Linked DNA regions of Homo sapiens: region 1 is linked to region 2. The links are chromatin loops, found by intact Hi-C in ENCODE. Cell type or tissue: tibial artery. All regions are shown on one strand. Links, peaks and the distances in the headings refer to the core of each region. The heading gives the core; the rest is flanking DNA. Region 1 overlaps EPB41 (erythrocyte membrane protein band 4.1). Region 2 overlaps EPB41 (erythrocyte membrane protein band 4.1).

The links. Peaks named below come from ENCODE experiments on the same cell type or tissue, not always from the same donor. Only the 100,000 strongest peaks of a DNase experiment are listed, where the experiment ranks them.
Region 1: a loop joins it to region 2, with 2.2 times the contacts of the local background. A loop is called at or near these places in 2 of 110 quality-filtered maps.

What each region holds. Positions count from the first base shown.
Region 1 is chr1:28,935,802-28,951,827 of GRCh38, reverse strand. All of the region lies in intron 1 of EPB41 (erythrocyte membrane protein band 4.1), which reads right to left. It overlaps LOC124903886 (a long non-coding RNA gene), which reads left to right and starts at 9,182. Exons shown (of 3, transcript XR_007065563.1): 1 at 9,182-9,268. In tibial artery, for the core only: no CTCF peak of the experiment used is centred there; no DNase peak of the experiment used is centred there.
Region 2 is chr1:28,988,491-29,004,516 of GRCh38, reverse strand. It overlaps EPB41 (erythrocyte membrane protein band 4.1), which reads right to left. Exons shown (of 21, transcript NM_001376013.1): 3 at 10,975-11,187; 4 at 7,198-7,302. Among named protein-coding and RNA genes, the nearest start is that of EPB41, 82 kb to the right of the region's middle. RefSeq lists a silencer at 666-960. In tibial artery, for the core only: no CTCF peak of the experiment used is centred there; no DNase peak of the experiment used is centred there.

The DNA of each region.
Region 1 (16,026 bases), core at 5,431-7,930, 50 kb after region 2:
GGCTGCAGTACAATGGCACAATCACAGCTCACTGCAGCCTCAACCTCCCAGGCTCAAGTGATCCTCCCATCTCAGCCTCCCAAGTAGCTAGGACCACAGGTGTGTACTACCATACCTGGCTAGTTTTTGTATTTTTTGTAGAGACAGGGTTTTGCCATGTTGCCCAGGCTGGTCTCAAACTTGTGAGCTCAAGTAATCCTCCTGCCTCTACCTCCCAAAGTGGGGGGATTACAGGCATGAGCCACCACGCCCAGCCTGATCTCGATTTCAAACAATGTGCATAGTACCTTTTTCCTGGACAACTTCTGTCTGCCTAGGCCAAATTCCCTTAGTAGATATCCTCTCACTTCAAGTCTTTTCTGATTTGCTTCTACTCCATTACTGTAGTCCCTTCAGTCTCCTGCTCCAATTCCTCCAACACACATCACATTTGTGTGTGTGTGTGTGTGTGTGTGTGTGTGTGTGTAAGACACAGGGTAAATGTGTAAGAGTTGGGGTTGTTTTTTTTTTAATGGGGTCTTATGTTGCTCAGCCTCTTAACTGTGACTACAGGCCCATGCCACTGAACCCAGCAGAAGTCAGCTTTTATAGATATATTTTCTCAATAATTAAAAACCAAAAGCCATAATACCATCCTTGGTAAATTGAAGAGGGTTATATATCTTCACCTGGCCTTGATATAATAGCACAGAGGGCTGGGCACGGTGGCTCATGCCTGTAATCCCAGCACTTTGGGAGGCTGAGGCAGGCGGATCACCTGAGTCAAGAATTCAAGACCAGCCTTGGCCAACATGACAAAACCCCATCTCTACTAAAAATACAAAATTAGCCAGGCGTAGTGGCACAGGCCTGTAATCCCAGCTACTTGGGAGGCTGAGGCAGAAAAATTGCTTGCACCTGGGAGGCAGAGGTTGCAGTGACCCAAGACTGCACCACTGCACTCCAGCCTGGGCAACAAGAGCAAAACTCCGTCTCAAAAAAAAAAAGTACAGAAACTGCTAGGTGCCTGTTCAAGATGTCTCTTCCCTCTTGGGAGGCTGCCTCTATCTGTAAAGAGAGGTAGGAAATGTGGCCTTTTAGTTGGAAACAATCTGCTCTTAATTATATGGGGATTTTTGTTAATAAGAACAAGCTACTCAAGAGGCTGAAGGTCACAAGATGGCTCTTCTGTTACCCAGCCAGCCATCTGTGTTCTAAGCAAGAAGGGAGAGGGGAGGCCCTTTGGCCTTCTGCCTTTCTCCTGCTCCCTTCAGAACAGTAGCCATATGTTAAGGTTGGCAGAGCATAAATTTAGGAGACTGGGACCAAGACAGTTTTTTATTAACATATACATACATTTTACTCTTCAAAATAGATGTATGCCTTAAACATTCACACTAAAATAAATCCCAATTATACTATATATAAAGCCTGATTGTGGACACTTACTATAGAAAGACAAAACGACTTACTGCTAGAGTCTGGTCCTAAAGTTAAACAAACATGGGTTTGAACTTGTTCAGCCACTTGCTATCTATGTGGCTTCTTGGATACATAACATCTCTAAGCCACAGTTTATTAAACTGTTGATAGTTACAGGTTGTTCTGATTATTAAATTAAATGCTATCATATCTTGTAAGGCTGAACATGTACTCTATGACTCAGCAATTCTACTCCTAAGTATCTACCTTAGAGAAACTTTGAGATGCTTACACACACCTACACATCCAACACACTAACACACACATGTACAAGGAGACATCACAGGCATAGACAAGAAGACAGGTACATGAATGTTCACTGTACCACTGCAATGTCTATTATCAGGAAAATGGATAAATTAATTATGAAATAGTCATACAATGGAATATTATACCACAGTAAAAGTAAATTAACTGAAGCTATATGCAGTACCATAAATAAATGTCTTAAAAATAACAGAGTGGGGCCAGGCACAGTGATTCACGCCTGTAATCCCAGCACTTTGGGAGGCCGAGGCGGGCACATCACAAGGTCAGGAGATCGAGACCACCCTGGCCAATATGGTAGAACCTCGTCTCTACTAAAAATACAAAAATTATCTGGGTGTGGTGGCATGCACCTGTAATCCCAGCTACTCGGGAGGCTGAGGCAGGAGAATCGCTTGAACCCAGGAGGTGGAGATTGTGGTGATCCGAGATTGCACCACTGCACTCTAGCCTGGGTGACAGAGCGAGACTCCATCTAAAAAAAAAATAAAAATAAATAAATAAATAAATAACAGAGTGGAAAAAAGGAAATAGCAGAATTCAAAATATACCATTTTTATAAAGCTCAAAACCAAGCAAAACTAAACAATATATTTTTAAAGATCTATCTGTTGTAATATATATCTATATATAGTAATACAGAGATGGTAAGTTTTTTTTGAGACAGGGTCTCACTCTGTCACTCATACTGGAGTGCAGTGATGCCATCATGGCTCACAGCAACCTTGATCCAGGCTCCAACAATCTCCCACCTTAACCTCCCAAGTAGCTGGAACTACAGGTGCACACCACATGCCTAGCTAATTTTTAAAATTTTTTGTGGAGATGTGATCTCACTATATTGCCCAAGCTGGTCCCAAACTCCTGAGCTCAAGCAGTTTTCCCACCTTGGCCTCCCAAAGTGCTGGGATTACAGGTATGAGCCACCAAGGCTGGCCTAAAATTATTTTTTAAATAAATGTGAAATACAAAATGCTCAGCAGCAGTTATCTCTGAAGGGAAGGCAGGAGAATGAATGGGGGAAGAGAGCACTGGTAGATTCAACAGTACTAGTATAGTTCTAGTTCTTAAGTTGGATGGTAGGTTTATAGGTGCTACTTTAATATTACACTTCCTAAACTACATTTTATGTTTCATAGATTCTTTTTTTGAGATGGAGTCTCGCTCCGTCACCCAGGCTGGAGTGCAGTTGGCGTGATCTTGGCTCACTGCAACCTCAGCCTTCTGGGTTCAAGCGATTCTTCTGCCTTAGCCTCCCGAGTAGCTGGGACTACAGGCACGCACCACCATGCCCAGCTAATTTTTGTATTTTTAGTAGAGACAGGGTTTCACCATATTGGCCAGGCTGGTCTTGAACTCCTGACCTTGTGATCTGCCCGCCTTGGCCTCCCAAAGTGCTAGGATTACAGGCGTTAAGTCACAGCGTCCGGCTCATAAATTCTTTTTAATGAATCAAATATCACACAAGCATATAAAAATAGCGTAAAAGGATACTAAGCACAGATTTACATCACTTAAAAAGGACACTCCATTCTTGCTATCCTCCAATAGTTGCTGCTTCACTTTCTTTCTTTCTTTTTTTTTTTTTTTTTTTGATACGGAGTCTCCTGTCGCCCAGGCTGGAGTGCACTGGCGCGATCTCGGCTCACTGCAAGCTCTGCCTCTCGGGTTCATGCCATTCTCCTGCCTCAGCCTCCCGAGTAGCTGGGACTACAAGGGCCCGCCACCGCGCCTGGCTAATTTTTTTGTTTTTTGTATTTTTAGTAGAGACGGGGTTTCACCGTGGTCTCGATCTCCTTACCTCGTGATCCGCCCGCCTCGGCCTCCCAAAGTGCTGCGATTACAGGCGTGAGTCACCACGCCCAGCCTGCTTCACTTTCAATAATCCATTCTCGCCACTTAGCACAAGTAAATTCAGTACCATCCTAAGCAGCTTTCTAAGAACTGTTGTTTGAGTATGTTTCAAACTTTTCTTGAAAAAACAAAATCCCCAAATGATTTGAGATATATTAGATATAACTTCTACAGTATAAATAGTATAAAGGCTTAAGTAGACAATGTCCACAAGTATGTTTTATACAGAATGAGGGGAATGTTTAAAAAGAACATGAAAAAAAAAACACCCATTTCAATTTGTAGCAAACCAAAATGCATTCTAGTCAGTAGACTAACATAACTGAAAGAATTTCGCTGGTTAGCAAGAACTAATATAAAATTCCTATAATAAACATTAAAGTGGCTAAACTATTCTGCGGTATATCTAGAATAACTGCTGTTTGTTTGTTGAGACAGTCTCACTCTGTTGCCCAGACTGGAGTGCAATCTTAGCTCACTGCAACCTCCGACTCCTGGGTTCAAGTGATTCTCATGCCTCAGCCTCCCGAGTAGTTGAGATTACAGGATGTGCCGCCACACCCAGCTAATTTTTGTATTTTTGATAGAGACAGGTTTCATCATGTTGGCCACACTGATCTCAAACTGCTGGCCTCAAGTGATCCGCCCACCTCGGCCTCCTAAAGTGCTCGGGTTATAAGAGTAAGCCACCACACCCCGCTGAATAACTGTATTTTTAACGGCATCCAAACACTAGACTTCCCTGGTTGCATCTAATAAAAAGAAAGCCATTTGCCCTCAAGAGATTAAAAGGCCGTTTGTTTGTTTGTTTGTTTGTTTGTTTGTTTGTTTGTTTGTCTGAGACGGAGTCTCGCTCCGTCGCCAGACGGGAGTGCAGTGGTGCGATCTCCGCCCACTGCAACATCCGCCTCCCGAGATCAAGCGATTCTCCTGCCTCAGCCTTCCGAGTAGCTGGGACTACAGGCGCGCGCCACCACACCCAGCTAATTTTTGTATTTTTAGTGGATTTGAGGTCTCACCATGTTGGCCAGGATGGTCTTGACCTTGTGATCCACCCGCCTTGGCTTCCTAAAGTGCTGGGATTACAGGCGTGAGCCACCCAGCCCGGCCAAGAGATTCAAAATTAAGCAACAAGTTTAAAGTTACACTGATCCATTAATTTGGCCTTCCCTTGCATATCTGGTGCTATTCCATTCTCGTTTCTGAATAATTAGGTACCCTGCCTTATCTCCCTTTTTGTGGTTCCACCATGCTCTGCATATTTAGCTCTATGCACAGGATATTTTCTTTCAGTCATAATGTAGGTTTCTCTCCCTCTCTCCTTGTGTATGAGTTTATTTCATCCCACATTAAAAACATAAAACATCTGACATATTTGCTAATACCTTGTTTGCCCTTATGAATGTCTTTAATACATCAAACAGCATGAACCAGACCAGTGAACCCTAGGGCAGCCCTTTGATATTTAAACCAGTCAGCTATCTTCTTCATAATTTTATCTTTATTGGTCAAAGTGACATGCTAAATATTGAAGCAGGGAGGAGTATAGGTATGAAACAAAATGCAGTTACTACTTCAATGAAATGAAAAATAGAGTCGCTATTTCAAGTAATCATATGTTATTGAAGTTGCAATTATTTACGTGTTACAGAAATCCTAAAATTTTTTCTACTGGAAATCAGTAGACCAAAATAAAAAGTGGAATCTAAAATATAAAATATCCAAAATTGTCACATTATGTCTAGTTAATCCTAAATTGTTTACATCCACATTTTGCACAGTTCCAATCCAACTGATGATAGGTGTTATAGCAGGAGATTCTTTTTTTGAAAAAGAGTTGGCCAGGTGCAGTGGCTCACGCCTGTAATCCCAGCACTTTGGGAGGCCAAGGCAGGTGGATCACGAGGTCAGGAGATCAAGACCATCCTGGCCAACACGGTGAAACCCCTTTAGCACTGCAAGGTGAAGGTTGCAGTGAGCCGAAATTGCGCCATTGCACTCCAGGCTGGGCGAAAGAGCGAGAATTCATCTCAAAAAAAAAAAAGAAGTTGAAGTAGACAATGTTAAGGTTCTTCTCAATCACAAAAGTATTTTTTTTTTAGTAAAAAGGAATAAACATTTAGTAAAAGAATAAAATTGTATACGTTATCAAATATCCAAATCTTTGTCAGCAGCGTTTTCACTCTTATATTCATTCATTCACAGTATGGATCTGAAAGGCATAAACTCACTTTTTTCAAAGATGAATTTCCCATACATCATACAATGTCTACTTTCCTATCACAGTTGGGATACTCTGGCTAGTTCACAAGTATAACAGCAGTCTGAGGCCACCTTGCAAAACCAGGCTATATTAACCAGCACTACTACAATGTTTCTGGCAAATCTTGACTAATGTCAATCTAATTCAGCTAGCCCAACAGAATTTTGTATCACTGAAAGGAAATTTATTTTCTAGTTTTGTTGCCAAACCTATGTAAGGAATCCCACCAAAATACACAAGAGAAATAAATATTCAGTGGCTAATATACAGTATTCTGACGTTAGCCTCACAATCCACATCAATCCATTAACTTTGGCCCATTTCCTAATTTAAAGAAAATTTTAAAACAGAATATTAAACACTTATACTTAATATATTCACTGCTCCACAATACCTTCCTTCCTTTAGAGTTATGAAACTCCTTTTTTTCCCTTAGGGTGATGCTATGGTTGCAGTATAAAAGTTACATTTAACACTATTTGGGGTTGGTGATATAGCTCATTTTAAAAATTATCTATTTAAAACCTCTCAACTACAGATACCAAGTAGTTATTATTAACAAACATTAACTGAACTCCTTTATGTGACAAGGACATCAATAAAGAGAATATACACCGTCTTTATCGATATAACACCCACCCCTCCAAATAAAAGGAGGAGAATTATGTCAGAGGTGCATTTCTCTTCAGGAACACATATTATCTGTATGTAATTTTCACCACCAGATAATTAAACAAGTAACAACAGAGACTTCACTGGAATAAGGGCAATTATAGCATAATTCAGTTTATATCATTATTAGTAAGAACAATTTTAGATGGTAAAGTATTACCTCCAAATTTAAAGATTTATAAACAGGATTATATTCTGGTTCTTTTTTTTTTTTTTTCTTTTTTTGAGACACGATCTCACTCTGTCACCCAGGCTGGAGTACCATGGCACGATCTCACTGCAACCTCCGCATCCCAGATTCAAGTGATCCTCCCACCTCAGACCCCCAAGTAGGTGGAACTACAGGCGCACACCACCATGCTCGGCTAATTTTTTTGTATTTTTGGTAGAGATTGGGTTTTGCTACATTGCCCAGGCTGGTCTCAAACTCCTGAGCTCAAGCAGTCCTCCCACCTCGGCCTCCCAAAGTGCTAGGATTACAGGCATTACATTACACACCTGTAATCCCAGCACTTTGGGAGGCTGAGGCAGGTGGATCACTTCAGGTAGGGAGTCTGAGACTAGCCCAGCCAACATGGTGAAACCCCTTCTCTACTAAATACAAAAATTAGCCGGGCGTGGTGGCACATGCCTGTAATCCCAGCTACTCGGGAGGCTGAGGCAGGAGAATCACTTGAACCCAGGAGGCGGAGGTTGAAGTGAGCCAAGATGGCACCACTGCATTCCAGCCTGGGTGACAGAGCAAGACATCTCAAAAAAAAAAAAAAAAAAAAAAACCAGATCTGAGAGTTTTATGTTTAATTATTGTGAGTACACAGTAAGCATATATATTTATGGGGTATGTGAGATGATTTGATATGGCATGCAAAATGAAAGAAGCACATCATGGAGAATGCGGTATCCATCCTCTCAAGCATTTTTATCTTTTGAGTTACAAACAATCCAATTACATTCTGTTATTTTTAAATGTACAACTATAATTGACTATAGTCACCCTATTGTGCTATCAGATAGTAGGTCTTATTCATTCTTCCTATTTTTTTTAACCAATTAACATCCTCATCTTCCTCTCCTCCCAGCCCCCGCCTCCACACTACTCTTTCCCAGCCTCTGGTAGCCATCCTTCTCTCTCTGTCCGTGAGTTCAATTGTTTTGATTTTTAGATCCCACAAATAAGTAAAAACATGAGGAGTTTGTTTTCCTGTGTCTGGCTTATTTCACTTAATGAACTCCAGTTAGTTCCATCCATATTGTTGCAAATAACAGGGTCTCATTCTTTTTATGGTTGAATAGTACTCCAATGTGTATATGTAGATTTTCTTTATCCATTTATCTGTTGATGGACACTTAGGCTGCTTCCAAATCTTAGCTATTGTAAACAGTGCTGCAACAAACATTGGAGTGCAGATACCTCTTTGTTATATTAATTTCCTTTCTATTGGGTATATATCCAGCAGTGGGATCACTAGATCATATGGCAGCTCAATATTTAGTCTTTTGAGGAACCTCCAAACTTCTCCAAAATGGTTATACTAATTTGCATTCCCACCAACAGTGTACAAGGGTTCCCTTTTGTCCACATCCTTGCCAGCATTTGTTATTGCCTTTGTCTTGGATGTAAGCTTCTCGTTGTAGTGTGTTTGTTTTGTTTTTTTTTTTCCTGAAACGGAGTCTCACTCTATCATCCAGGCTGGAGTGCAGTGGCACGATATCAGCTCACTGCAGCCTCCGCCTCCCAGGTTCAAGTATTTCTCCTAGTCTCCCAGGTAGCTGGGACTACAGGTGCGTGCCACCACACCCGGCTAATTTTTTAATTTTTTAGTAGAGACAGGGTTTCACCATGTTGGCTAGGCTGGTCTCGAACTCCTGACTTAAGGTGATCCACCCACCTCAGCCTCCCAAAGTGCTAGGATTACAGGCATGAGCCACAGCGCCCGGCCTCATTGTAGTTTTGATTTGCATTTCTCTGATGATCAGTGATGTTGAGCACCTTTTCATATGCCTGTTTGTCATCTGTATATCTTCTTTTGAGAAATGTTTATTCGAATCTTTCACAAATTTTTTGACTCGATTAGTTTTGAAATCTTTATTTCCTTCCTTAGAATCAAAGGAACTGTTATTATGGAAATTTTTTACCAAATTAACATATTTTGCTTGTTTCACTGGCCAGAGTTGAAACCCACACTCCTGGTATATAAGTAGGAGAAGAACTTTTTCTTATATCTTTTATTCCAATAAACTGAGTTAATATTCCTATTATAATTTAAAATGACAGTAAGATTTCCCAATGGAATCAAAATGTTGGGGGGAGGGTGGAGCTGGAGGAATGAAATCCACAAAGCTCCATATTACCTCACATGATATTGTGATACAGTAAGAAATATATATTTGGTCTCTGGTCCTGGCACATACTTCCTAAAACCCTTGGAATCTCCAAAGTGCTAAGGGTCTCTGTGAATACTAATGAATTGAGTGATGGCTGGGGTTCCAGGATAGCCTTAGGATGGGGGCTGGTTGCCAGGGGAACCAACCATGTGATTAGAGGGTTAGAACTTTCAGTGCCACCACCACCACACAATCTCCAGGGAGGGTAAAGGAGCTTTAGGTTGAGCTGATCACCCATGTCCCATGATGTAATCAATCAGGACATAATGAAGCCTCCATGAAAAATCAAAAGGACTGGTTCAGAAAGTTTCTGGATTGCTGAACACATGTAAGATCGTGGAGGTTGGTGTGCCCAGAGAGGGCAAGGTAGCTCCATGTCCTTTCCCCCATACCTTGCCCTATGCATTTCTTCAACTTTGCTTTTCATCTGTATTCTCTGTAATATTCTTTCTAACAAATGGGTAAACATAATTAAAGTGTTTCCCTGAGTTCTGTGAGCCCCTCTAGCAAACTGATTGAACCCAAAGAGGGGGTTGTGGGAACCCCAATTTGGAGCCAGTTGGTCAGAAGCACAGGTCACAACCTGGGTCTTGTGAATAGCATCTGATATGAGAGACAGTCTTGTGGGACTGAGCCCTCAACCTGTGGGATCTGATGCTATCTCCAGGTAGATAGTGTCAGAATTGAAGTGAATTATATAGGACACCCAGCTGCTATCCTTTGGAGAATTGCTTGGTTAGTGTGTGGGAAAAACCACGCCACACATCTGGTGTCAAAAGTGCTGTGATGACTATGTGAAAATAGGAAAAACATTTTGGTTTTTGTTATCTCTGTACTTTTCCAAATAAAAAATTTATGAAAAGAAAGAAGGAACATCAAAATATTTATAGTATTAGCATTAATAGGATTACGGGTAATTTTTAGTTTTGGTCTTTATACTTTATCGTTCAAATTTTCTACAACTCTACAAATTTTCTAAAATTTGTAAAGTCAGGGAGAAAGGTTTTTGCTTTTTTTTTTTTTTTTTTTTTGAGACAGAGCTTCACTCTTGTTGCCCAGGCTGGAGTGCAATGGCACCATCTCAGCTCACTGCAACCTCCGCCTCCTGTGTTCAAGCGATTCTCCCACCTCAGCTTCCGAGTAGCTGGGATTACAGGCACGCACCACCACCCCCTGCTAATTTTGTATTTTTAGTAGAGACGGGGTTTCTCCATGTTGGTCAGGCTGGTCTGGAACTCCCGACCTCAGGTGATCCGCCCGCCTCGGCCTCCCAAAGTGCTGGGATTACTGGCGTGGGCCACTGTGCCCGGCCTGAGAAAGCATTTTAAATCACTTATTTATGTGGATTTTCTTTACAGAAAAACTATCTGTTAATAAATCAGTACTACAGCTTAGGTAACATTTGACAAATATTTCTTATGACTCAGTAAAAATTCACTGTAAACGTTTCTTCTTCCGAAGGATACTCATCTTACAAAACCTGCCTAGAACTATACCTCGTTGGACTTATACCTCATTTTTCCCCATTATTGGTTTTTTATTTTTTGAGACAAGGTCTCACTCTGCCACCCAGGCTGGAGAGCAGTGGTGCAATCACAGCTCATTGTAGTCTTGACCTACCAGTCTCAGGCGATCTTCCCATCTTAGTCTCCCGAGTAGCTGGGACTACAGGCAAGCACTACCATACCTAGTTTTTTTGTTTGTTTTGTTTTTTTTTTTTGGTAGAGACAGGTCTCAGGAGGCTAATCTCGAACTCCTGAGCTCAAGTGATCTACCCACTTCAGCCTCCCAAAGTGCTGGGATTACAGGCATAAGCCACTGAGCCTGGCCCTTCTTCATTATTTAACTTCACATTAAATGTGATGATAATGTGATATTCTGTTTAATACTGTGAAATATGTTCTGAAAACCAAATTCACCATCTACTGATTTTTTTAATGTGCTTTCCATACCCTATACCTCAAGGTAATAAATAGGTGATCAAGACTTTCAGACATGAAAAGTTCCCAGTAAGAAAAGTAAATGTCAGTGCTTTCGTTTTCTTATCAAGCAACACAATGGATATCCTAATGCATATTTCCTGGCATATAACATGTCAGACGATTGTAAACATTTTCTTTTGGTCACACAACATACATCCAAACTCTGGATGTTTTTGTTTCCCTACTTAGGACTAGGATAACTCACCTCAAAATTAAATATAATTGCAACCAGTCTAGAACAGTTTCCCCAACAGACTTGATTTCCAAGAAATATTAATTTTTTTTTCTTTTTGACACAGAGTCTCGCTCTGTCGCCCAGGCTGGAGTGCAATGGCGCGATCTCGACTCACTGCAACCTCCGCCTCCCGGGTTCAAGTGATTTTCCTGCCTCAGCTTCCAGAGTAGCTAGGATTACAGGCGCCCGCCACCACGCCCGGCTAATTTTTGTATTTTTAGTAGAGATGGGGTTTCACCATGCTGACCAGGCTGGTCTCAAACTCCCGTCCTCAGGTGATCCGCCCACCTCGGCCTCCCAAAGTGCTGGGATTACAGCCGTGAGCCACCGCCCCTGGCGAAATACTAATTTTTGCACCTATCAAACATAATATCAAAACTGGTTACTTCAACCATTTCCCAAGAAACACTTTACTATCTGATTTCGTATATTTTAACGTTAGTTATCTAAGTTTAATCAAGGCACTTCTAATAATTATTCTGAAAGTAATGCCCAAAACAGTCATTTAAAATCAAGATTTAAGCTTTCTCCCTGATGTACGATTTGTTTAAGAGCTCTGGTAGTTTGGCTACAAAGCTGGCTACCAACAACTCCTCCTATCAAGTGTTACAGTCATGAATGAGGACCAGCCTTCTCAAGCCAGCCCCCAGATGACTGAAGCATCCAAGTTGAGGCACCAGACATCAAAGCAAGGCCATACTGGATCCTCCAGCTCCAGCCCACCCACTGTTAACTTACGCCACATGAAATTGATAAGCTGCCCTAGTTTCTATCACATGGATCAGAAATAAGCCATTTTCACAGAGCCCTGTCCAAAATCCTGATTCACAGAATCACAGAAAATAAAATAGCTATTATTTTAGATCATTAAGTTTTGAGGTGATTGTGTAGCAATAGATAACTGATACTAGGGCATTCTGATTCAAAAACATAAGAAAAATATTAAGATCTTTAAAAAGCACTTGAGGCCAGGTGCGATGGCTCACGCCTGTAATCCCAGCACTTTGAGGGGCTGAGGTGGGCGGATCACCTGAGGTCAGGAGTTCTAGACTACCCTGGCCAACATGGTGAAACCCCGTCTCTACTAAAAATACAAAGTTAGCCGGGCGTGGTGTCAAGTGCCTGTAATCCCAGCTACTCGGGAGGCTGAGCCAGGAGAATCGCTTGAACCCGGAAGAAGGTCATTGCAGTGAGCCAAGATCGCACCACTGCACTCCAGCCTGGGCAGCTGAGACTCCGTCTCAAAAAAATAAATAAATAAAAATAAAAAATAAATAAATATAGACACAAAAACCCTCAACAAAATACTAACAAACCAAATCCAGTGGCTATAAAAAACAATTACATACCATGACCAAATGAAATTTATCCCAGGGATGCAAGATTGGATTAACATACAAAAGTCAATCAATGCACTACACCACACCAATAGAATAAAAGACAAAATCCACATGATCATCTCAACAGACACAAAAAAAGCATTTGAAAATACCAACATCCTTTCATGATAAAAAATCACTTAACAAACTAGTAATAGAAAGGAATTTCCTCAACCTGATAAAAAGTATCTAAAAAAAATCCACAGCTAGCATCAATACATCCTGTAACAACATACAGAGCAAGGCTGAAGGTTTTTATCCTAATGTCAGGAATAAGACTAGAATGTCTACTCTTACCACTTCTATTCAACATTGCACTGGCTATTCTAGCCAGGGCAATTAGGCCTAGAAAAGAAATTTTTAAAAAGTATCCAGATTGGAAAGAAAAAATAAAACTATCCCTATTTGCAGATGACATAATCTTGTAAATAGAAAATTCTAAGGAATCCACACAAAAAAAACTACTAGTTCTAACAAGCAAGTTAACCAAGGTTGCAGGATACAAGATCAACATTCAAAAATCAGGACAGTTATGGTGGCTCATGCCTGTAATCCTAGCACTTGAGCCCAGGAGTTTGAGACCAGCCTGGGCAACATGGCGAAACCTAGTCTCTCAGAAAAATTTTAAAATTAGCCAGGCGTGGTGACATATGCCTATGGTCCCAGCTACTCAGGAGGCTGAGGTGGGAGGTTTGCTTGAGCCTGGGAAGCAGAGGTTGCAGTGAGCAAAAATCGCACTACTGCACTCCAGCCTGGATGACGCAGCCAGATACTGTGTCAAAAAAAAAAAAAAATTCAAAAATCAACTGTATTTCTATATATTTGCAATAAATAATCTGAAAATTATAACTTAAAAAATTCCATTTAGCATGCAAAATAATGAAATACTTGGGAATAAATTTAACAAACAAAGTACATACAAGATTTGCATTGAAAACTATAACCCATCAATGAAAGAAATTAAGGAAGACCTAAATAAGCGGAAAAAATCCCATGTTCATAGATTAGAAGACTTCACGTTGTTAAGATGGCAATATTCCCAAATTAATCTACAGATTCAGTGCAGTAGACATCAAAATCCCAACTACCTTTTCCACAAAAATGGACAAAACTGATGCTAAAATTCATATGGAAATACAAGGGATAGCCAGAACAGCCAAAACAATGTTGAAAAATAAGACCACAGTTAGAGGACTCACACTTACCAATTTCAAAGCTTACCACAAACCTACAGTAATCAAGACAATGTGGTACCAGCATAAGGATAAACACGTAGATCAACGGAATGGAACTGAGAGTCCAGAAATAAACTCATACATCTATATCCAGTTGGTTGCAACAAGGGTGCCAAGACAATTCAATGGAGGAAAGGAAAGTCCTTTCAACATATAATGCTGGGACAACTGGACATCTACCTGCAAGTGAGTGAATCCAGACAGACCCCTGTCTCACCTCATATAAAAAATTTAATTTGAAATGGATCAAAGATATGAATGTAAGAGCTAACATAAAATTCCTAGAAGAAAAGATAAGACGTAAATTTCCATGATTTTGATTTAGGCAATGATTTCTTACATATGATACCAAAAACAACCAAAAATTTTTTTATAAATTGGACTTCAAAATTCAAAACTTATGGCCAGGCGCGGTGGCTCACGCCTGTAATCCCAGGACTTTGGGAGGCCAAGGCGGGCAGATCACGAGGTCAGGAGTTAAAGACCAGCCTGGCCAACATGGTGAAACTCCATCTCTACTAAAAACACAAAAATTAGCCGAGCATGGTGGCCCATGCCTGTCATCCCATCTACTTGGGAGGATGAGGCAGGAGAATCACTTGAGCCTGTGAGGCAGAGGTTGCAGTAAGCCTAGATCGCGCCATTGCACTCCAGCCTGGGCGACAAGAGCGAGACTCTGCCTCAAAAAAAAATAAATAAATAAAAACTTTTGTGCTTTAAAATGCGTCAGAAAAGTGGAAATACAGCCTAAACAACAGGAGAAATTTGCAAATTATATGCCTGATAAAGGTTTAGTCTATGGAATGCATAAAGTACTCTCACAATTCAAAGACAAATAACACAATGTAAATGAGCAAAGTACTTGAACAGACATTTCACAAGAGAAGATACACAAATGGCCAATAGCACATGAAAAGGTGTTCAACATCATTAGTCATTACGGAAATGCAATTCAAAACCCCTATGAGGTACCATTTCACACCCTTTAGGATAGCTATAATTTTTTTTTACAAAGGAAAACAAGTGTTAGTAAGGATGCAGAGACATTGGTACCCTTATGCACTGCCTTTAGGAATGTAAAATGGTGCAGTCACTGTGAAAAACCATGTGGCAGTTCTCAAAAAGTTAAACATAGAATTACATATGATCCAGCAATTCTACTCCTAGTTACATATCCACAAAAACCAAAAACACATATTCAAATAAAAACTTGTTTATGAATGTTCATAGCCAGCATTATTTATAATAGCCAAAAAGCACAAACAACACAATATCCAGCAACTGATGAAGGGATAAACAAAATGTGATATACAATAGAATATTTTTGTGTGATACTACAGTGGAATATTATTCAGCCATACAAAGGAATGAAGTACTGATACATGCTACCACATGGATGAACCTTGGAAACATGCTAAGTGAATGAAGCCAGACATAAAAGACCACATATTATGTGATTCCATTTATGTGAAATGTTCAGAATAAGCAAATCCATACAAACAGAAAGAATGGTGATTGCCAGAGTCTGGGGGGATGGGGAAATGTAACTGCTAACATGTAAGGGGTTTCTTGGAGTAATGAAAATGTTCTGGACTGAAATAGTGGTAATGATGAATATACTAAAAGACCACTGAATTGTACATTTGAAAATGGTAAATTTTATATGTAAATTATATCTCAATTTTTTTTAGGATACAAGTTAGGGGATAGGGCATGAAGCAGCTGCATATGTGAAAACACTGTACAAAGTGAGAGAAAGCCAAAGATCCAGCTCCGTCTTTGCCATCACTTAGTCAAGTCACTCCACATCTTGGGGCCACAGTTTTCTTATCTCTAACTGAAGAAATAGGCCAAATGACTTCTGAAGTCCCTTCTGAAGTTTTAGATTGTGCTTCTAATTTTGACTATTAATTACCAAGTACAAAAAACATACAAGTCTAATAAATGCAAAAAGCTAGAGCACCCTAAGATAAGAATGAAGAAAGTGGGAATTAGACTTGGAAGGCCAGAGAAGAAAGGGCAAATAAATCATGCCAAGGTTAGAACAGCGTAAGAAGGATATGAGAGACAAACTTTTAATAATGAGAAGTATACTAGGTGAGGCAAAGGAAGCTAGGCTAAGGATATTTGATCAGATAAGCAATAATAAACTACAGTAACTTTTTTTTTTTTTTTTTGAAACAGAGTCTCGCTCTGTCACCAGGCTGGAGTGCAATGGCACAGTCTCGGCTGACTCCAACCTCTGATTCCCTGGTTCAAGCGATTCTCCTGCCTCAGCCTCCCGAGTAGCTGG
Region 2 (16,026 bases), core at 8,128-10,627:
GAGAATCAATCCTTTCAGATGACTATAAACTAAATTACTCATACTCTTTATTTAATAGTCACTCCATTGGTGTTTGCTCTTTGCCTGTGAAGGTGAGCAAAAGACTTCTGTTTGACTGATGATCTTTTCAGACTGATTATCTGACTCTAAAGGTAAGAAAATTCATCCACACAGAAAATGGATGGAAAAAGACAATGACTATATACCATTGAATTGCATGTAGTCCTAATTTAAAATTCTCATTATTTACCAGAAGAGCACAAGTTTTCTGCTTAGAGATGAAATTTGGAGGGAGATGGAATTAATGTAAGTGACTTCTCTCCCAAGGAAAAAATCCTTGATCCATTAATAAATAATTATAAGCAGGAATAAAATATAGGAAGCAACTATTTAACTGACAATTTTGATTCATAGTGGCAACAAATCTCTCACAGAACTATAGAAGTTTGCTTCTGGGCTGGGCGCAGTGGCTCATGCCTGTAATTCCAGCACTTTGCGAGGCAAGGCAGTTGGATCACCTGAGGCCAGGAGTTCAAGACCAGCCTGACCAACATGGTGAAACTCTGTCTATACTAAAAATACAAAAATTAGCTGGCTGTGGTGGTGGGCGCCTGTAATCCCAGCTACTTAGGAGGCTGAGGCGTGAGAATCGCTGGAACCTGGGAGGTGGAGGTTGCAGTGAACTAAGATGGCACCACTGCACTCCAGCCTGAAAGAAAAAGAAGTTTGCTTCTTACCGCTTTTCCACTTGTCTTGCCAGACCCTAGCAATAGGCCCATTATCACGCAGTCAGTAGGAAAAGGGAACAAGCAAGCCACTCCATATGAGGGAAAACTTTCCTCCCTGCTAAATGTACTCAATTGTCTACAAACAAAGCACAAAGCTCTTAATGACAGAAGTTACATATACAAAGGACAAATCTTTACATATACAAAAAGAAGACACCAGAGAATGGAAAGAACAGAAAACAGTTGTCTCTCATTGTATTATGGCTCACATTTTTTTTCTACAACATAAACTAATTCTGTAGAGGAAACAAAAAAACTACAGATGAAATGTAAAAATCAAGGAAAGGAGTAAAAAGCTAAAGAAGAAAATAACTTAGGAAGGGGCAGCAGGCAAGGAGCTACAGGAGTAAACTGACTGTGCAACTAGAGGATGTCACTCTGCCTTTACTCACTCTGTCACGCTGTGCTTCAGTTTCCTCATCTATAAAATGGGGGGATGAGCCCCCAGAGCCTGTATAGCTCTATTACCTTCTGTATTTTCAGAATGGCGGAAAACTTAGATGACCATGATTTACTATGAACTTTACTGATTCAATCATTTCACAAATATCTGTGTACTTCTAGAGAAGGTCTTATCTAGAAATTTGGCTTATTGACAGTACATATACATGGACTGATAGTGTTAAACAAAAATTATGGAAGGCCATTGTTTTGGTCTAAGCTTCTTCACTGGCTCCAACAGATCAGGCCAAACAAAAATGGAGTCACTCATACTAAATACCACATAATCAAACTGAAACCTAAAGGAAGTGGGTAGATGCTAAACAGACCAGTTTTTCCTGAAAACAGGAGATTCCAGTCTACCTGAGTCAGTTTAACAAGAAAGTCCTCTCTGCTTTAGCATTTAGAAGAAAAGTAACTTGATGTAAACTAATCAGCTTTTTCCTATTACTTGGTTTCCTTATTCCTACCTTACAAAACCCACTGTTCTGCCATTGCTTATTGGGAGCCCTCATTCTATTTTGTAGAATGAAGGCTGCCTAATACATGAATCACAAATAAAAGCCAATTAGATCTTTAACTAAATTTGTTGTGATTTTATCTTTTTCCAATAGCTAAAATAAAGCCATATAGTCTTGCCAAATACAATCAATTTTAAGTAAAAGATACACTGTTCTTTTGTACATCCTACCTAAGAACAGGTAGAATATTCAACCCGAAGGATGCTCCAGAATGCATCTCTAGATTATGACACATAAATCTTTTCTTTTAAAGCCAAGGCCTTGATTAATTGGTAATTTCATTTTAAAACAATAATACTATCTTTTTTTTTTTTTTGAGGTAGGGTCTTATCCCTGTCACCCAGGCAAGTGCAGTGGTGTACTCATGGCTCACTGCAGCCTCACCTTCCCAGGCTCAGGTTATCCTCCCACCTCAACCTACCGAGTAGCTGGGACTAGAGGTATGTGCCACCACACTCAGTTACTATTTTTTCATTTTTGGTAGAGACAGGGTTTCACTAGTCTCAAAACTCCTGGGCTCAAGTGATCCACTTGCTTCTACATCCCAAAGTGCTGGAATTACAGGTATGAGCTACCATGCCCAGCCAATAATACTATCATAATAATAATGATAACACCTTATTTTTATTGAATGCTTACTACATGTCAAGCATGATTCTACATGCTTTCATACAGATTATCTCATTATCATTCCCATTTTACCAATGAGAAAACAGAAGGACAAGTAACTTATCTAACTTGCAACTAGTATGTGGCAAAGCTAGTCTCTCAAGTGTAACAATATGTCTCACTCTTTCAATAAACATTTGTTGAATGCCTACCACATTCAGCCCAGGCAATATGCTAAATTAACATTCTTTAGGAAATCAGTCTGGTAAAAAATAGACGTGGGCCCAGAACAATAGATGAAAATCAACCCACACCAAGATATATAATTGTAAACTCTCAACTTCGTAAGGACAAGAAAAAAGAAAAGATCATACTCGCTTGATTGTGTAAAGGAGGAGGGAGACGAACAAAAGTCATACAAAAGATCAAAAATCAAAATGGCTCTGGCCTTTTCAAGAGCAACACTGGAAACTAGAAGACAATGAAGCAATGCCTTCAAAATTCTGAAGGCAAATAATTTCAAGCCTAAAATCCTATACCCAACAAAATTCAAAATCAAATGAGAAGGCAGAATAAAGCCATCTTTTCAGACATGTAATGTCTCAAAAACGATTACATCCCATGTACCATTTCTGAGGAGTAGCACTCTATCAAAACACAAAGAAAACCAAGGAAAAAGGAAACAGGAGAAACATCACAGGAAAGAGGCAAAGCACATCCCCAGGATGATAGTGATGGGAGATACCAGGGACAGCTGTATATAAAACAGACTGTGATACCCATCCAGACTAGACAACTGTGACTTAAGAGACAGCATGATTTTTTTTTGAGACGGGATCTCGCTCTGTTTCCCAAGCTGGAGTGCAATGGCGTGACCTCGGCTCCCTGCGACCTCTGCCTCCTGGGTTCAAGCGATTCTCATGCCTCAGCCTCCCGCATAGCTGGGATTACAGGCATGTGCCACCATGCCTGGCTAATTTTTGTATTTTCAGTAGAGATGTGGTTTCACAATGTTGGCCAGGCTGGTTACGAACTCAGGTGATCCACCCAGTTCAGCCTCCCAAAGTGCTGGGATTACAGGCATGAGCCACCACACCCAGCCAAGAGACAGCATATTAAGGAAGGCCTGCCATCACTAAGGTGTTTTTGCTACTGTACTGACCCTTTAACTTGACAATCCTAAGATGAATCTTCCCCAGATTCATTTTTGTACAAGATTTACCTGGGCCATGTGCTAATGAAGTTCCTACTTTCCCTTCCATGCTCTGCTTCTTAGATCAGCTAAGGACTCTCGTTTTAATTAAAAATAAAAATTAAAAAAAAAAAACAACACTCTGTTTTGACTTACTTCTGAGCTGGAGGTTTACCATGATAAACTTAGAAGCATAAAATATAGAGTAGCCCATTCCCTTTGACAATGTTCCCGCTGGATGTCCTATAAGAACCTGGTCCATACAGACCTGTCGATGCCCTGACTATGATAAGGCCAATTTTTCCCAGGATTCACTTGCCCACTGACTTCCCCAGTAGGGGCTCTTATAAACTATCAGGGAAGTTGAAGCCAGATTATGATTCAGAGGTACCAATTTTTCTTTTCCAAAAATACTTACAGGGAAATAATGCCCTTTTCTTACACAGCCAGGTTTGTACTTTGTTATTAAGCTTTTATATTAAGCACTTTTAACAACACTTTACACATAAATATATAGGTGAACATAAATAAAGCAATTTAACATTTGCTCATTAAAAACTAATTACGGTTGGGTGCAGTGACTCACGCCTGTAATCCCAGCACTTTGGGAGGCCAAGGCGGGTGAATCGCCTGAGGTCAGGAGTTCGAGACCAGCCTGGCCAATATGGTGAAACCCCATCTCTACTAAAAATACAAAAAATTAGACAGGCATGGTGATGCATGCCTGTAATCCCAGCTACTTGGGAGGCTGAGGCAGGAGAATTGCTTGAGCCCAGGAGGTGGAGATTGCAGTGAGCAGAGATCACACCATTGCACTCCATACTGGGTGACAAGAGTGAAGCTCCATCTCAAACAAACAAAAACTAATTACAATAGTGGCAAGGCATAGTGGGTCATGCCTGTAATTTAGCACTTTGGGAGGCTGAGGCAGGAGGATTGCTTGAGCCCAGGAGTTCAAGACCAGCTTGAGCAACATAGTGAGGCCCTGTCTCTACAAAATATAAAAGTTTAAAAATTGGCCAAGCATGGTGGTGCGTGCCTGTGGTCCCAGCTACTTAGAAGACTGAGGTGGGAGGATCGATTGAGCCCGGAAAGCAGAGACTGCAGTGAGCCAAGATCGCACCACTGCACTCTAGCATAGGCAACAGAGTGAGACTCTGTCTCAAAAAAAAAAGTGAAAACCACTATAAAGAAAATAAACTTGGTGACAGGACAGAATATAAATCCCAACAATGGTGAAAAGTTTTCAGTGTAACTGAAAATTTTTGTCCCAACGTGGGCCCTAGAAGCTCAACTGTAAGCAGAAATTATTTCTTCTGCTGAATGGCTTTAGATGAGCCAGCTTCTAGAAATGTATAAGTATGCTTAGATCACAGAAAAAAATATTTCCAGCCATATTAAACACGTAGGTACTTGGTGACTTTACATGCCAAATTAAAGGATTCTTAATTATTCTCAAATCAATCTGGGTTTTTTTTTCCCCACAATGTAACTATTCAATTTCTGGGAATCAAAATTATCTCACTGAGCTTACATAAAACACTTTTCAGAGTATTTCCCTTGATTCATGGGAGAATTTTCTTTTTTCTTTTTTTTGAGATGGAGTCTCACTCTGTTGCCCAGGCTGGAGCGCAGTAGCACAATCTCGGCTCACTGCAAGCGCCCCCTCCTGGGCTCACGCCATTCTCCTGCCTCAGCCTCCCAAGTAGCTGGTACTACAGGCGCCCGCCACCATGCCTGGCTAATTTTTTGTATTTTTAGTAGAGACAGAGTTTCACCGTGTTAGCCAGGATGGTCTTGATCTCCTGACCTCGTGATCCGCCCGCCTCAGCCTCCCAAAGTGCTGGGATTACAGGCGTGAGCCACCACACCCCGCCAATTCATGGGAGAATTTTCTAGCTCACAGTTGTAGAAAGTTTTTCACTGTAGTTTTGAGGGCATTGTTTTGTTTTTAAATTAACTTCAATGTTCCCTTACTAATGGGAAATAGTAGTTTCAATTAAGGCTAGACTTTTTCAAATTATTCATTGAAAAATTATAGTTGTATATATTTATGGGGCAGAAAGTGATGTTATGATTTTTTAATACAATGTGAAATGATCAAATCAAATGAATCAAACTATCCATCACCTCAAATATTTGACCTTGTGATGAGAACATTTGAGATTTACTCTCTTCGTGATATTGAAATGTACAGTACTCAAATATTAGCTATATTTACTAGTACAAGCTAGTTTGAGCCCTAAGGGAGACAAAGTAAAGGTTAAGTCTTTAAAGAATAATATTAACCTAGTGCTCAAACATAGTTCTGTTTGAGTTAGTAGTCATTCATAGAAGGAACAAATTTTTGTAAACTACTAGGTATAGTCTAGAAATAGATTTTGTTTAGGAAAAGGATAATTCCATGTCTTCTAGTTTGCATTATCTAACTCACACAACCTAATCTACAATTTGCAGATGTTGAAGGCTGCTGCCCTTCAACTTTTCTTAATAAACTGAAATCATCTTGGAGAAAGGATGAACTTAAATGGCTTAAATTCAGTGTCTACAAGACTCTCTCCACGATTCCCCACTTTACACCCACCCCGCAACCTGGACGTATACCTGTCCAGATTCATCTGTTACTCTATTCCTCATATCCTATGTTCAGCCAGGCTAGATGGCTTTCAGTTCCTGAACTGTCAGTCTCTCAACTCCAGGTCTTACACAAGCCATTCTCTCTCCACCTCACTTGCTCATTTTATCCTTCAGGTCTCTCTCAGCTAAGGCATCACCTCCCCAGAGGAGACTTCCCGGGCCATACTCTTCCCTGACAACCTGTATTTCCTTTTGTATAGCGCTCATCAAACCAGTAATTAATGTTATCTTCATAATAAACTGGAAGTTCCAGAGGGCAGGGACCATGTCTACCTTATTCACAGCTGCATCCATATCATCTAGTACAGCACCTGCAAATACTTGTTAAACTGGACTAAAGCTTTCATCATTATATTTATGTTAAATATTTGCAATTTTCAATTAATTGGCCCAGGAAATAATTAAAGTGTTCTGAGGTAAATACCTGACTTTTAACCTTTCTTCCCTCCTCCAAGTCCATTCTTTTACCTCCTTCAAAAGTTAACAATGGTTTCCTTTTAGGTTGGAGGAAATGTCAGATTCATCGTTATGACCGTTTCAATAATATTGGGATTTTATTCTGTTTCATAATGTTGCTTTCAAATTATAATTATATATCATAATTATATTTAATTATGATATGTCATTATAATATTAATAACAGATCATCCATTCAACAAATATTTGTTATAAACCTATGCATTAGATACAATACCAATTGCATAATATATTAAGTTATTGACATCTACAGTACTTGCTAATCAGTGCATCATACCTCTTTATTTTCCTTGCCTTGTAAAAACATACAATATATACTTTATTTCAATGATGAAAGAATACACCAGCAATGGTCTTTCCTTTAAAATGTTAATTCTAGAAGAAAAATAGCAGGAAAATCTAAGAAATAAGAGTAGACAGGAATAACTCTAAGAACACTGGCTTAGAGAAGCAGGTATAGATACATTCTTAACAACAAAAGAATTAAAATAAATTTTTTGTCAGCTTCTTAAATTGCAAGCAGTCTCCTCACCTTAGAGGTTGCGTTATCCCAAATGGCTAGACCAAAATAGTCTTCTTCCAAAAGATTGAGATGCTCACATACTCGTTTAAGCAAATCTTGTCCCTTAGCATGTTTCTGCAAAGATATACGTGACTTAGTTGAGTTGAGGTTTCTTCTTCTTTTATTTTTTCCCCAAAAGAGATGGGGATTCACTCTGTTGCCCAGGCTGGAGTACAGTGGCCTGATCATAGCTCACTGCAGCCTCAACCTCCTGGGCTCAAGTGATCTTCCCACCTCAGCCTCCAGAGTAGCTAGGACTACAGATGTGCACCACCATGCCTGACTAATTTTTAAAATTTTTTGTAGAGAGAGTCTCATTATGTTGCCCGGGCTGGTTTTGAACTCCCGGGCTCAAGTGATTCCCCCGCCTCAAGTGATTCCCCCGCCTCAGCCTTCCAACGTGCTGGGATTACAGGTATGAGCCACTGCACCTGGCCTGAGGTTTCTTCTTATTTCTACACCCATCATGAAATAAAATAAAATGTCACTTTCCGATTTCTTCTTTCATCTTTGGTGATCAACAAACTTTCAGGTGGCTACATAGTTTAAGCAGAAAATATGATTTATAAAATTCCTGTTCTTCAATTTGTCAGTTTACATATGTAATACACATATACTAGTTTAGAAATTGTGTTACAATTCAAAGCAAAATTCTACCTTCCTTCCATCTCATATTCCCCATCTCCATCCTACACATCACATTCTTCATTTTTGGTGCAATATATCCTGTAGCATGCTATGAGCAACTGTCAGTTACCGTGACTACTTAAATTACTGAATCAACTGTCCAGAGTGACATTTAATTGTGGCTGTGGAAATCATTAGACTCTATCATTTTCAGACCAAATGTCCCAAAGAAAATGAGGTATGCCTCAACTCCCTACAATCTCTTTCAGAAAAATGAATAAAGTAAAATTCTAGATAGCCAACAGACACTACCTGTTGAAGTGGCTCCTTCAGTGGTGCTAGGAATAATTTTCTTAATGTTTCTTAACCTAGAAAGTCAAACCATTCCCAAATTTGGGTTCTTTTACTCCTATTTATAGGAAGAAAATACCCTAACTTAAAGACTGAGATTTAGTCAGAAAGTCCTGGCTCCTCCATTTACTAGCTAAACAAGCTGAGTAGATTCAATTAACTTTTCTGAACATTAGTTTGCTCAGCTGTGAAATGATAAGAATATTTACACTCATCCTACCTCTTTATTGGAATTGTTTAACAATAATCAAATATGTGAATGTCTTCTGAGAAATATATATGAAAATACTTCAAAAAATTAGAATCATTTTTTGGGCAAACATATATGACATGTCCTCCTCTCAATGAGATGAGTTATTTTTAATGACTATTAATAATTCACATAAATGTTCATTCATTGTCAGTCTTAACTCATCCATATCAAATAATTTTCTTTTTTTCTCCCATGTTTTCATTCTAAATGACAGAAGATGATTTGAAAATGCTTCATGTATTTTCCCTAATCCCTTATTCATAATTCTAAAATCCAAATGGCAAATTTTGACTTGAACTGTAAAGAGACTATTTATAATCTTAATTTATCCACCTCAGAATGAATCTTCATATCTTTTACCATAGAAATACTATGTCTGATCATGTGGGTGCTGCTACAGACACTGCTGGGTTTATTATAAAATATGCAGAATATGTACTTATTCCCTTGCTAAACTCCAAAATATTCTGAATTCTAGTTTTTATTTTGTTTTGTTTTGAGACGGAGTCTCACTCTGTCGCCAGGCTGGAGTGCAGTGGTGTGATCTCAGCTCACTGCAACCTCTACCTCCTGGGTTCAAGCGATTCTCCTGCCTCAGCCTCCCAAGCAGCTGGGACTACAGGTGCGTGCCACCACACCCAGCTAATTTTTGTATTTTTAGTAGAGACGGGGTTTCACCATGTTGGTCAGTATGGTCTCGATTTCTTGACCTCGTGATCCACCTGCCTCGGCCTCCCAAAGTGCTGGGATTACAGGCATGAGCCACCGTGCCCGGCCTCAAAATATTCTGAATTCTATGACACATCTGTCCCCAAGGGCTTCATATATAAGAGATCCATATCTGGATCTTGGTCTGAATGGGAAGAATAGGTGTAAAATAGCTTTCCCCATCTCTAAATTAGTTAGTGCAAGAAGCAGAAAAAGCAGACCCTAAGGCTCTAGTTAGGTGTATAGTACCTGTTTCAAAGTACAATTACATCTTTCTTGATTTCCTTTTTAAACTTAGAGAATACCTATTAGTAAATATAGCATAATATTTTAGATGATTTGTGATTGAACATATTTACATTTGCAAATAAATAATGTGATTAAGAAATAAGGCTGGGTGCGGTGACTCATGCCTATAATCTTAGTACTTTGGGAGGCTGAGGCAGGCAGATCGCTTGAGCCGGGGAGCTCAAGAGTAACCTGGGCAACATGGTGAGAACCTGTCTCTACAAAAAATATAAAAAATTAGCCAGGTGTGATGGTATGTGCCTGTAGTCCCAGCTACTCAGGAGGCTGAGGTGGGAGGATCACCTGAGCCCAGGAGGTTGAGGCTGCAGTGAGCTGTCACTGCGCCACTGCACTTCAACCTGGGCAACAGAGCAAGACCCTGTCTCAAATAAATAAATAAATAAATAAATAAATAAATAAATAAATAAAATAGTTTGTTCCACATATATGTGAATTACACACTTTGTCAATAAAAGCTGTTACTAGTAACAATTGCAATTGCTTATATATCAAGCATATCATAATAAACAACTACTGTTCCAGTTTGAAAAATATATAGTTAGTAGATTTTTTTAAAATTTCAACTTGCTCTGGCCGGGCGCGGTGGCTCAAGCCTGTAAACCCAGCACTTTGGGAGGCCGAGGCGGGCAGATCACGAGGTCAGGAGATCGAGACCAGCCTGGCTAACACGGTGAAACCCCGTCTCTACTTAAAACACAAAAAACTAGCCAGGCGTGGTGGCGGGTGCCTGTAGTCCCAGCTACTCTGGAGGCTGAGGCAGGAGAATGGCGTGAACCCAGGAGGCAGAGCTTGCAGTGAGCCGAGATTGTACCACTGCACTCCAGCCTGGACGACAGAGAGAGACTCTGTCTCAAAAAACAAACAAACAAAAAAAAAATTGTCAACTTGTCCTGAAGGAGCAAAAAGAGTAACTGAATAACTCTGATATTTTTCTTCAATCCTGATTCAATCACTTATTCTTTCAGAAAACAGAAAATTTTAAGAAATGGCATTTACTGGACTTAAAGACTTACTCATCATCTTCCCATAATCCCACCTCCAGAAAATCACCATTAATACTTCCATCTACAGAAATAATCATTAAAGGCCGGGCGCAGTGGCTCATGCCTGTAATCCCAGCAATTTGGGAGGCCGAGGTGGGCAGATCACTTGAGGCCCGGACTTCAAGACCAGCCTGACCAATATGGTGAAATCTGTCTCTACTAAAAATACAAAAAATTAGCCTGGCATGGTGGCACATGGCTGTAATCCCAGCTACTCGGGAGGCTGAGACAGGAGAATCACTTGAACATGGGAGTTGGGGGCTACAGTGAGCCAAGATCATGCCACTGCACTCCAGCCTGGGTGACAGAGCAAAACTCTGTCTCAAAAAAAAAAAAAAAAAGAAAAAAGAAATAATCACTACAGTGAGTCTTATCGTGGGCAAAATCACCACTTACGCAACTCTAGATGAAACCACCTGTAAGAGTTCTGATTGTTGGAAATGAAAACATACTCACCTCCACAACACATTCATAAACTGTGTCATCCAACAAAGAAACCTTGCAGTGCATGTTCCTGTGTTTTCTGATTGGTTTTTGGGAAGCTTTTAATTCTGTTTCTGCTTTTGATTGAGGGCTTTCTTCTTTTACTTCTATTTTGGAGCACTCTTCAAGTCCTTCTCCTTCCTTAATTTCAAAATCTGGATCTTCTCTGAGTTCTTCCTGAGCAGGCTACATATCCATGACATCGCCAAGTCAGTAATAAACACATTTCACAAAACATGCTGTATATGCTTTTACCTATAATAATCTTACCAATAAAAGCATGAACTAAAACAAATATAGGTGACATTAATATTAAATATTTTTCTATAAAAAATAGTATGATCCCCCAAATGCCCTAAAGACTTTGTTATTAAAACTTCTCAGGTAGAATCCCATCAAATCAATAAATGAAGGTCTCAGGTAAACCGGAGGATACCAATCCATTGCTCTCAGCATTATATATTCTTCCTGACCAAGCCATTACACGGTATTATTAAAGTTTAACAAAAACGTTATTGTCTCTGCCCATGCTCCTCAATTTTAGCAATGTAGCCTTACAAACTGCAAAATAAGATGTGACTTGTTACATATTCTAAATTTTAAATTAATTTTAATTCTAAGAGAAATGCTTGGGACCAATTTCACATCATTAAGCAAACATGTAGTAGGCTAAAAATTTTAACTACCAGCTAACACCTTTCTACCCAATATTAATCATGTTAAATGCAAAGAAGAGTCAATGAAGGAAGAGTTTCCTGGTGCAATCTTAAATTATCCCCAAATAATACCGATAAGTAGGATAACATTTTTGGTATACATTTTTTTTTGAGACGGAGTCTCACTCTGTAGCCCAGGCTGGAGTGCAGTGGCGCGATCTCGGCTTACTCCAAGCTCCGCCTCCAGGGTTCAAGCGATTCTCCTGCCTGGGCCTCCTGAATAGCTGGGACTACAGGCGCCCGCCACCACGCCCAGCTAATTTTTTTGTACTTTTAGTAGAGATGGGGTTTCACCACGTTAGCCAGGATGGTTTTGATCTCCTGACCTCATGATCTGCCCGCCTCGGCCTCCCAAAGTGTTGGGATTACAGGCGTGAGCAACCGTGCCTGGCCGGCATACATTTTTACTTTTACTTTCAACACAACAAAACTACCGACATATTTTTATCTAAACCCGACTAATTATTTTCTTTTAAAAGAATATGTTACTTCCTTGTGTAACAGCTGGAAAACAATTAAAAGAAAAAAAGAATGCATGGTTGACAATTAGGAAAAAGAAATTAATTATTTGACTCCTGCATTAAATACTGGAAGTAATCTAAAAGACTCCTTCCGATCTTTCATGACCCTCTCACTGCAACCTCAGGAAGTCTCTTCACTGGCTATCCTATCTATCTATGCCCGCTCTACTGTCTTTCATATCAGTACTCTGGTGGCTTTATAACTTATTACAATAAATAATTATTTTTATTTGCTACTTTTTTGTCTTCTCTATTAAAGTCCACAAGGGTAGAAATCATGTCTGTTTTATAATAATAATAATACCAAACATTTATACAACAATTACAATGGGCCAGTCACTATTCTAAGAAAATTACTTATGTGAACTAACTCAATCCTCATAACTACCCTGCGAGGCACGTAGTATTATTATATCCCCACTTGATAGAGGGAGGATAATAGTACCTGGCCTGCAGGGTTGTAAAACAGGCCAGAGAAATTAAGTAACTTGCCTAGGATCATACAATTAATAAGTCACATACCAGTCTGGCTTCAGAATCCACGATTTGTTTTTTTTGCTTTTTTTTTTTTTTTTTGAGACAAGAGTCTCACTCTATCACCCAGGCTGGAGTGCAGTGACATAATCATGGCTCAATGCAGCCTCGACCTCTCAGACTCAAGTGATCCTCCCACCTCAACATCCCAAGTAGCTGGGACTACAGGAGAGCCACCATGCCTAGCTAGTTTTTTACTTTTTTGTAGAGATGGTGTTTCTCCATGTTGCCCAGGTTGGTCTCGAACTCCGGGGCTCTAGTGATCCTCCTGCCTCAGTCTCCCAGAGTGCTGGATTTACAGGCATGAGCCACCACACTCAGCCCCAAAATCCATGATTTTAAACCTCTTCACCATATTGCAGTTTTTATTTACCAAGGTATATCCAGCCTAGGGCCTGGCACACATGGTAGGTTTTCAATAAATATTTGTTGAATGAATAAACAAACATTAAAAATTTACATAGGCTTCCAAAAAATCCAAGCTACTCTGGATGAAGACTGGTACAATCCTATATTTATATATATTATACACTTAAATGTAATATAAATATATATTTATATATTTATAATATAAAGCAAACACGCTTTTTAAAAAATTCTGGATAAAAAAGAACCATTTAAATAAAATCCTATTACATATACAGAAACATGGTTAGGCAAATAAACCTTTATCCAGACGACTCTGATCCACAAGGTTTTGACTATAAATATTAGTTTCCAAAAGGCCTAAAATAGTTTGTTCTTTTAAATAATATCTCCTTGAAATTTTACTAACAATATCGTTTCTTTTTCTCCACATGAAGACAAATAACCTACGGACAATTTATTTCAATTCGGAATTAAATCTTAATGAATGAGATTTTAGTTAAATCTAAAATTAACTGTCCATCATCTGTGTCAACTTGAGTACGAATCTATGAACTTTAGACAATGCAGACAAGTTCTGATTCAAATGTTAACTAAAACAAGATATGGATTTTCCCCTATATAAAGCTGAAGGAGAAAAAAGCAGTTAAAAACCCCTTGAGGCCAGGCACAGTGGTCATGCCTGTAATCCCAGCATTCTGGAAGGCTGAGGCAGAAGGATTGCTCGAGTTCAGGAGTTCAAGACCAGCCTAGGCAACAAAGCAAGACCGTCTCTACCAAAAAATTTAAAAATTAGCTGGGCATGTGGCATGCACCTGTAGTCCCAACTACTCAGGAGACTGAGATGGGAGGATAGCTTGAGCCCGGGAGGTTGAGGCTGTAGTGAGCCATGATCACACCACTGTATTCTAGTCTGGGTGACAGAGAGAGACCCTGTCAAGAAAGAAAGAAAAAAAGAAAATAAATAAAGAGGGGGAAGGAGGGAGGGAGGGGAAAGGAGGGAGGCAGAGGAAGAGAGGAAGGGAGGGAGGGAGGGAGGGAGGGAAGGAAGGAAGGAAGGAAGGAAGGAAGGAAGGAAGGAAATTTGAAAAACTCTTGAAAGTACCAGGCTTCCTGAAAGATAATGTAATTTTTTTTTTTTTTTTTTGAGATGGAATCTCGCACTGTCACCCAGGCTGGAGTGCAGTGGCGTGATCTCGGCTCTCAGCAAATTTTCCTGCCTCGCCTTCCGAGTAGCTGGGACTACAGGTGCCCGCCACCACGCCCAGCTAATTTTTTGTATTTTTTGTAGAGACAGGGTTTCACCATGTTGGCCAGGATGGTCTCAAACTCCTGACCTTGTGATTCGCCTGCCTCAGCCTCCTAGAGTGCTAGGATTACAGGTGTGAGCCACTGCGCCCGGCCGATAATGTAATTTAATTCTTTTGGTATTCCTAAAATAAAATGTTATTAAGATATGAATGGTTTCTTTGCCTTTACTGTTTGTGTTTATTTACTAGCTAACATTCATTGAGTATTTATTAAATGCCAGGCAATGTTTTAAGAGCTTTTACCGGTTTCACTCTTTTAATCCTTTCAATCCCAAATGAGGTGGATATTATTATCCCCATTGTACAGAGGAGGAAACTGATAAAGTGAAAAGTGTCACTTTTCTTCGATTTGAACCCTCTAGTCGGATTCTATAGCTTGCATCTTAACTATTACAGAACATAGTAAATCTTGTTTTCAACCTTGTTTCACTAACAGCAAGTGTGCAATTATAATTTTATCCTAAATTTTACCCTCAGCACTTTGAATATACAAGTAATAGTTCTAGAAATACATGTAATATTCTAATAAGACTCTAATAAAACTATGGAGTCCAAATCTCAGACCTATAATAGAAACATGTAGGACTTTTACTTTTTTCCCCCCAACACTGTCAGAGTTCTAGAAGGACTTACACTTTTAACGATGCAGATAATATTCACATGCTTCAGAAATAAGAAGACTCTGAAAATAATTCTTAATTGTAATGGTGAGGCTGAAAATAAATGACATTCTCAGAAAATAGTCTGAGTTACAGTACTAATGTTTTCCCATTTTTTGGGACAAATAAACTCACAACTCGTGTTTAGTTTAACAACACTATGTCACAATTAAGGCCCCAGACTAATATACATTACACAGGTGATAGAAAGAGCTAGACTTCCTCATCTGTATCTTACACTCTGTGGCAATATGCTCTAGTTAAAGAAGATGATCAAAATAAGGTAGACATGACTTGAATCTATCACATACCTTCAAAGGGCTTGAATTCATCACACAGCTTTTAGGAAGATTTACGTAAAAGAACCACATCTGCTGATAACCGTCCTGTTCCTAATAATTCCACAAAAATGAACTCTAAACCATCTCATCTTTCTTTTCCTCTCTCATGAGAAATCTTCAATTTGTTCCATTATTATAATAAAATGATATATGGGCTGAACACATTGATTTGATACTTTTTTTTTCTCTACTATTCTTTGATTTATAAACAGTAAATGGACAGGCATGGTGGTACACACCTGTAATGCCAGCTGCTCAGGAGGCTGAGGTGGGAGGATCACTTGAGCCCAGGAGTTTGAGATTAGCCTGGGCAAAATAGCAAGACCCTTTAATACATATAAAGTGTAAGTAACTGTTTAAAAAGTAAGTTTCCAATGACTACATTAATTTTTTTAGAGTAGAAACTATAAGCCGGGCATGGTGGCTCACGTCTGTAGTCCCAGCACTTTGGGAGGCTGAGGTGGACAGATTACCTGAGGTCAAGAGTTTGTGACCAGCCTGGCCAACACAGCAAAACGCTGTCTCTACTAAAAATACAAAAATTAGCTGGGCATGGTGGCCAGCGCCTGTAATCCCAG